2 separate regions of the Homo sapiens genome follow, and region 1 is linked to region 2. The links are chromatin contacts, found by Hi-C in ENCODE. All regions are on one chromosome and are shown on one strand. The core of a region is the stretch at or near the end of the contact, and the rest is flanking DNA. Distances in the headings are between cores, read along the strand shown.

Region 1 (3,234 bases), core at 112-2,611, 430 kb before region 2:
CCTCACACGTCATAGACATGCCCCTGTGTCTTTGTTTGGGCTACCCTAAAAGCAGATCCTGAGCTGGGAGACAAGCAGGGCTGACATCCATTAGGCACAGTGCCGAGGGCCCACAGTGCTTTTGGGGGCCCATGGAAATGTTTTAATTTCTTTGTAGAAACAAAACAATATATAATATTTTTAGATTAAGAAATGCTTTAGTACTGGCTGGGCACGGTGGCTCAAGCCTGTATGGGAAGCCAAGGTGGGTAGATCACTTGAGGCCAGGAGTTCGAGAGCAGCCTGGCCAACATGGTGAAACCCCGTCTCTACAAAAAATACAAAAATTAGCCAGGCATGGTGGCAGGTGCCTGTAATCCCAGCTACTCAGGAGGCTGAGGCAGGAGAATCGCTTGAACCCAGTGGGCAGAGGTTTCAGTGAGCCAAGATCGTGCCACTGCACTCCAGCCTGGGCCACAGAGCAAGACTCCATTTCAAAAAAAAAAATGCTTTACTACATAATATTATTATGTTCATCTTTATACAAATGCAGCCATAAAATATTTTTGTATTTTTTAATTTTTGTTTTTGATGAAGGGCTCATGGCCGCGAAGGCCAAAATGCCTAAAACCCACAAAAGTTACAATGTAGCCCTAGGTACAAGAACTGTGTTAAGTGCTTTATATAGTACACGTTATATAAGTCCTCATAATGGTCCTGTTGTTCCCCTCATGTAACAGGCAAAGAAACTGAGGCTTAGAGAGGTTGAGTCACTTACTCAAGGCCCCATCTAATGGGTTGGGGAGTTGGAATTCCAGCTACCTCTTGCCTGACTCCATAGTTCTTGTTCTTCCCCATGGTCTGCAGAAACCTGAAGGACTTGGCGGCAGGAAAAATTTGGTGGGGAACATGTGTCTTCTCTCTTGCCTGCTCTGATTTCTCAGGAGCAGGACCCAGGAGGGCATCCGAGCCTCTGGCAGCTGAACCTCTGCAAACAGCAGTCACAGTGCATTTCTGCAGGCTCTTGGAGCTGCTCCCTCTGCCTCGGCCAGATGCGAATTTGTGGCTTTTCCTTCTTGGCTCCTTTCCCCAGGTTTTCATTCCTTTTATTCTGGGATGGAGCTGAAATTTTTCCAACAGGGCCCATGGTGGACACCCAGAAGTCAGTAGGGACTCCAAAAGGAAGTTAAGGCCGGGGAAGGGGGCCAGGAAGAGGGAGACCAGCCTAAAGTACACAACACTCAATTCTTCATTACTCACATGTGGCCTGACCGCTGGTGGACTGGCTCCAGGAAAATCTGAACCCTGGGCTGAGCCTCCCCGCCGGCTGGCCAGGACAGACCTGGATGCCCTCCACCCTCCAGCCAAACTTATTTTTTTCATATCATAGCTGCAGAATATTCGGACCCTCTAGTCCCAGCCGCCCAGTGAACTTGAGCTGTGTGACCTTGAGCAAAAGGCAAAATGTTTCTGATTTTCAGTCCCCTCATCTGGAAAAGGAGGAGGCTGTGGGACATGATGATCTTTGAAAGTCTAATAATGAAACAAACAGAAAACCTGTGCTTCTAAGTTGGTGAGTCTGGAAAGGTACGTCTGTTGCTTAGGAAAAAAAGTCCCAAATCCCAAAGAGCCCCTTTTGGCAAGTGTTGTACTTAAGACAATCCGGGCGCTGCCCCTCCTGAGGCGGGGGGGACTCGAGGACCGGCTTTAGCAGAAGTTCCTCCCGCAGAACAACTCGGACGACGACGCCTCGGAGGATCCGGGGAGCTTTGGAGGAGGCGATGGCGGAGCAGGGCGGGTGGCAGCGCAGGCGTGGGAGGGACAGGTGGCCCGTTCGCGTCAAGTCAGGGCGCCCCCTCCTGGGACACCTGTGCCCCGCCTAGTCCCAGGGCCCAGTCCCGGGGCAGACACTGGCCGAGCCCGGAGCCTCTTCGCGTCCCCTCCCACCCAGACCAGGCCGGCGTTTCCCCCGGGCCCCCGCGCGGCTCCGGCCCGCGGAAGTCGCGCGTTCTTTCTTTCCCCCTCGTTAGTCGAGCTGAAACCTGATCGTGGAAAGTCTGGGGCGGGTGTCAGACCCGGCCAGCTCTGGCTCCCAGCGCCTGGGGCGATTCCTGCTGGAGGAACCCGGGCGGGGCCCGCCAAGGGGGCAGGAGGTCGGACACCTCGGGAACAGGCCTCTTTGTCTCTGTGCGGGTGAGGGGCTGGCAAAGCGGGAGAGGGAGTTAATTGCAGGGGCGGGGAGTGGTGGGGGGGCTGGGTAAGCCGAATGACACCTGACAGCTCTGCGAGAGCCCCCCAACCCCCGCCGCTGGGGGGTGGTCCTCCTAATCCCCTTCGCAAGAGGAAGCTAATTGCTGCAGCCAGAGAAGGCAGGATAAAAGCGAGCGGGCACCCACACCCACCAGGCCCGGAGTCTTGCTATTTGCTGCTAAATTAATATATTACCTAATGCAGAAACCACGTTAAGAACTCCAGCTTTCGGCTCCAACAGGAGCTTCTGATGGGTTAAAGGCAACATCTTGCTTTAATTCCCCCCTTTTTCCCATCCTCCCCCCACTCCCCACCACCACCAACTACAAATGTCAGAAATAAATTATTGAAACCAGATGTAAGGTTTTTGGGTGCACATTTTCAGGCAGTTGTGCGCTAACAGATGCCTTGTATTAATAATGTACAGTTGTGACAGGAAATATGGTTTAGAGTCCTGGAAAAACATGAAAGCTAATTCCATTACCCCTTTTCATGGTACCCAGTTCTTCTCAAATGTTCAACTGGTTTGGATTACAGTGAAATTCTAGAGGAAAAACGATTTGGTCTGAGATGGTAACTTGGTTCTGCTTTCCAGCTTCTCCCGTGGAACAGCACCCACCTTCCTAGGCACCTGCAGACCTGTGTTCTATATACGTGCAAATAGCCAGAGATGAGGACATCTGGACCTGGTGCCTCCCCAGGGAAGTGGCTTCCAAATATTCCCCCCTTTCCTGGTCATGAGGACCTGGTAGACAGTAAAAGCAGGGCCAATGATCCCAGCTTCATATTCTTGTCTGGGACAGTCCATTTTAACCTGGCCTACCCACTCACACTTCACTTGGAGCAAAAGTAAAAACAATAAAACACTTTTATGCTCGAGGAACCAGATAAATCCTAGTAATTGATCTCAGGAGAGGGATTATTAAGGGGCTAAGTGCAATGCTTTCCAGAACCGGGGGTGTAATAAGCATGAAGCCAAACAAATGCGCAATTTGTTATCTGTAT
Region 2 (3,587 bases), core at 666-3,165:
ACCATTGCACTCCAGCCTAGGCAACAGAGTGAGATTCAGTATAGAAAAAAAAATTATTTTTTAAAAAAAGGTAATTAAGGTAAAAGGAGGTTATTAGGGTGGGCCCTAATCCAATCTGATATGCATCCTTATAAGAAGAGAAGGACAAAGACAGACAGACAGAGGGAAGACCATGTGAAGACACAGGCAGGTCTCAGAAGAAACCACCCCAGCTAACACCTTGATCTTCGACTTTTAGCCTCCAGAATTAAAAATCAGTTTTGGTTATTTACTTATTTATTGTTTTTTGAGACAGGGTCTCACTCTGTCAACCAGTCTGGAGTACAGCCTCCGTCTCCCAGGCTCACTGCAGCTTTGATCTCCCAGGTTCAGCAATCCTCCTGCCTCAGCCTCCCACATACCTGGGACTACAGGCATGTGTCACCATGCCCAACTAATTTTATAAAATTATTTTTTGGAGAGACAGGATCTCACTATGTTGTCCAGGCTGGTCTCAAACTCCTAGGCTCAAGTGATCCTCCTGCCTCGGCCTCCCAAAGTGCTGGGATTACAGGCATGAGCCACCGTGCCCAGCCAAATTTTAGTTTTTGAAGCCACTCAGTCTGTAGTACATTGTTATGGCAACCCTAGCAAACTAACACACTACTCCTTGCAGGATGTTAGTTGCCCACCTTTCTCCTGCAACTCGTGGCTTTACAAGGTTGAGAGCAAAGTCCCTTGAATTAGGGTTTTGCTTCCCGCCTCTGCCCTATTGTTTACTCATAAGAAGAGCATTTGGGATGCTTTGCTGTTTTGTTCCAAGTATATATTCTGTTTATAAAACTTAGGAGTATAAGGAGTATCACCTTTTCTCTTTTTCTTTCTTTTCTTTCTTCTTCTTTTTTTTTTTTTTTTTTGATGGAGTTTCACCCTTTGTTGCCCAGGCTGAAGTACAGTGGCACGATCTCCGCTCACTGCAGTTTCCACCTCCTGGGTTCAAGCGATTCTCCTGTCTCAGCCTCCTGAGTAGCTGGGATTACAGGTGCCCACCACCATGCCCAGCTAATTTTTGTATTTTTAGTAGAGATGGGGTTTCACCATGTTGGCCAGGCTGGCCTCGAATTCCTGACCTCAGGTGATCCACCCACCTCGGCCTCCCAAAGTGCTGGGATTACAGGCATGAGTCACCATGCCTGGCCTCATTTATTTCTTTAAAACAGCTGTAATCTGCTCCAAACCTCATCCCTCCTGATTGACCAGAAAGTCAATTTCAGTCATACTTGAGGCTCCCCATTTCAGATTTGTGCAAAAATCCTGGAGGTCTTATAGAGGCTACAGCATTTAGGGAAGGCCTTCTGACCTGGCCTTCAGTTTCTCTGGTCTCTTTTTGTTACAGTAGGTAGCAAAAAGCAGGTAGCTCATGTCTGCTAGTCAGACATGAGCAAGGCAGGATAGGCACCCCTCCACCCCCACCCCCACCACCCACACACACACCAGGAATGTTAGGCAATGATCAGGTGATGGTCAGGTGACTGTTAAACTGTCTTGTTAAAATAATAATTGGTTTCAGCCAGAGCCAGGGGAAGGCTTTCTCCCAATAAACAGAAACACCTGAAACTGGTGATCAGCAGCTTCCTGATCCCAGGAGCTGGGTAAGTGGGCTCAAGTATGCACATTACAAGGCAAAATGGCAAAGCTTAACTGGTATATGACCTTTAGAGACATTTGACTGGCAAGGGAAGAATGTCTCAAGTGAACATGTGTACAATTCCAGTAAACACACTGTGCGTGCTCCCCGCCCCAGCACTAGCAGGCCACTGTGCATGTGGACAGCCCACCCCAAGGGAAGAATCAGGGGATAAGGGACACAAAGCCCCAGAAGTATGCCAGCGTCTAAAACCCCAAGTCAAAAGGTCAAAACTGCACACTTGATCTCTCAAGTCACCTTCTTGGCCCTCTTCCAAGCGTACTTTCCTTCCTTTCATTCCTGCTGTAAAGCTTTTTAATAAACTTTCACTCCTGCTCTAAAACTTGGCTTGGTCTCCTTTTCTGCTTTATGCCCCTCAGCTGAATTCTTTCTTCTGAGGAGGCAAGAATTGAGGTTGCTGCAGACCATTATGGATTCGCTGCCATTAACCTGTTTATCTGTTTATTTTCCAAACTTCTATGAGTGCTTAAAGGGAGCAATGTCATGGCTTTTGTGCCATGCTTGGACAGGAAGGTCTTTGCAATACCCTTCCCTCCTGTTCTAGGAGAAGCCTCAAAACTCTTTTCCTTTGGCTGCTTCTGTCTCCCCCTCCTCCACCCTAGCTTCAATGTCCTCTAATTACATGACACGCCAACAAAGTTCTCTTGGCCTGGAAAATGCTGTTCACCCTTCTCCCAAAGCTCCCCAAGGCAAAGAACACAAGACCTGGTTAACTTTTTGGTAGCAATTTGCAGAAACATTTAGAGCAATAAAAATGGAGCCAAAATTAGTATCTTCACAAGTCACCCTGCTTTGTTTTGATGGAGTGTAGGGAAGCCACTACACTCTCCAAGCCAGATTGCTATCGTGGAACAGCTGGAATTCTGTCACAGATGGGGCAAGAAGAACTCAGCTGGCATTTCCTCTGAGTTCAGGTTCCTGTGGGGAACAAACACAGCTCTACAGATGATGGCTGCTGGCTTCGATTCCTTTCCGTGCCCAAGACTCTCAAGCAGCTTTTTTCGACCCGGGAGTTAAGTCAGTACAGCCAGATTTAGCTTTCTCCGCAGGTTTCATAACAGATAGAACAAAACCGGGATATCTCCCTGCCCACCCACAGGGGATGGGAAGAACTCTGTGACAGGTGTTCCACAGCCATTCGCCTCCTGTTGACACCTCCTCACCCTGTGGCTGGAGGTGGAAAGGGAAACAAAAAACGTGAATTCCAGGGTGCAGGGCAGCCACTTTCTGAGAAATGATTAGGACCCCAGAGAGGAGGAGTGCTCAGACTCTGAGCATCTCATTAAAAAGGATCAGTCTGCTACTGTGGTGCTGGAGCTGGGGTGATGCGGGTGGCTGACGGCTCACTGCGGGCAGTGAGGGGCGGGTGACCATACTCAGACTCTGCATGTCCTTCATATGCAAAATGCCTTCATTTAAGTGGCTCCCAGAAATCCAGCCTTTTGCAGGAAGGCTTCTAAAGCCTTTTAGGAAAAAAACAAACAAAAGAACTAGTATCCCTCCTGCTAGATTTAGATTTTCCCGCCTATCAGTCTTCATCCCTGCCTCTATGACAGACAGGCACACACACCACACACAGTCATGAGCACATGGGTGTGTGCACACACAAACACATACACATCCCAGGGGAATGGTTCATTTTGTTTGGAAGTTTGTTCCTTTGTCCCCATCTGGAGGTACCAGGATGCCTGTCCCCTTTCTCCTCACTCTCGGATTTGCCACTCGCAAACCAAGGTATCAGGTAGTTCTTTGGGGTTACAGTGTCAGTTTTCCTCTTCAGTATATTCGTGGAGCTTTGCTTGAGGGTGGGACAAAGGTGTGCAGAATGAAACAATGAGTAAGATATGAGTGAATGTCCTCAGCCTCGCAGGTGGATTTAGACAACCAGTGGGAAAGTCTA

Evidence for each region. Hi-C counts contacts between places; a loop is a spot of excess contacts on that map. Pooled maps may share reads with other maps.
Region 1: a loop to region 2 is called in a map of ovary, with 3 times the contacts of the local background. The contact joins the promoter of LINC02602 here to the enhancer-like site in region 2. A Hi-C loop is called at or near these places in 8 of 168 maps with a recorded cell type or tissue (Right ventricle myocardium inferior, cardiac septum, colonic mucosa and 5 more), 1 of 37 single-sample maps with no recorded cell type and 6 of 50 pooled maps.

What each region holds. Positions count from the first base shown.
Region 1 is chr1:210,291,276-210,294,509 of GRCh38, reverse strand. LINC02602 (long intergenic non-protein coding RNA 2602) reads left to right here and starts at 1,361. Exons shown (of 2, transcript NR_183451.1): 1 at 1,361-1,566.
Region 2 is chr1:209,862,264-209,865,850 of GRCh38, reverse strand. No RefSeq gene overlaps it. Among named protein-coding and RNA genes, the nearest start is that of UTP25, 36 kb to the right of the region's middle. Within about 2 kb of position 1,915, at least 2 of the 41 ENCODE cell types and tissues checked have a DNase peak (open chromatin) inside an H3K27ac peak, as active enhancers do; they include thyroid gland, where a contact is called at or near this core.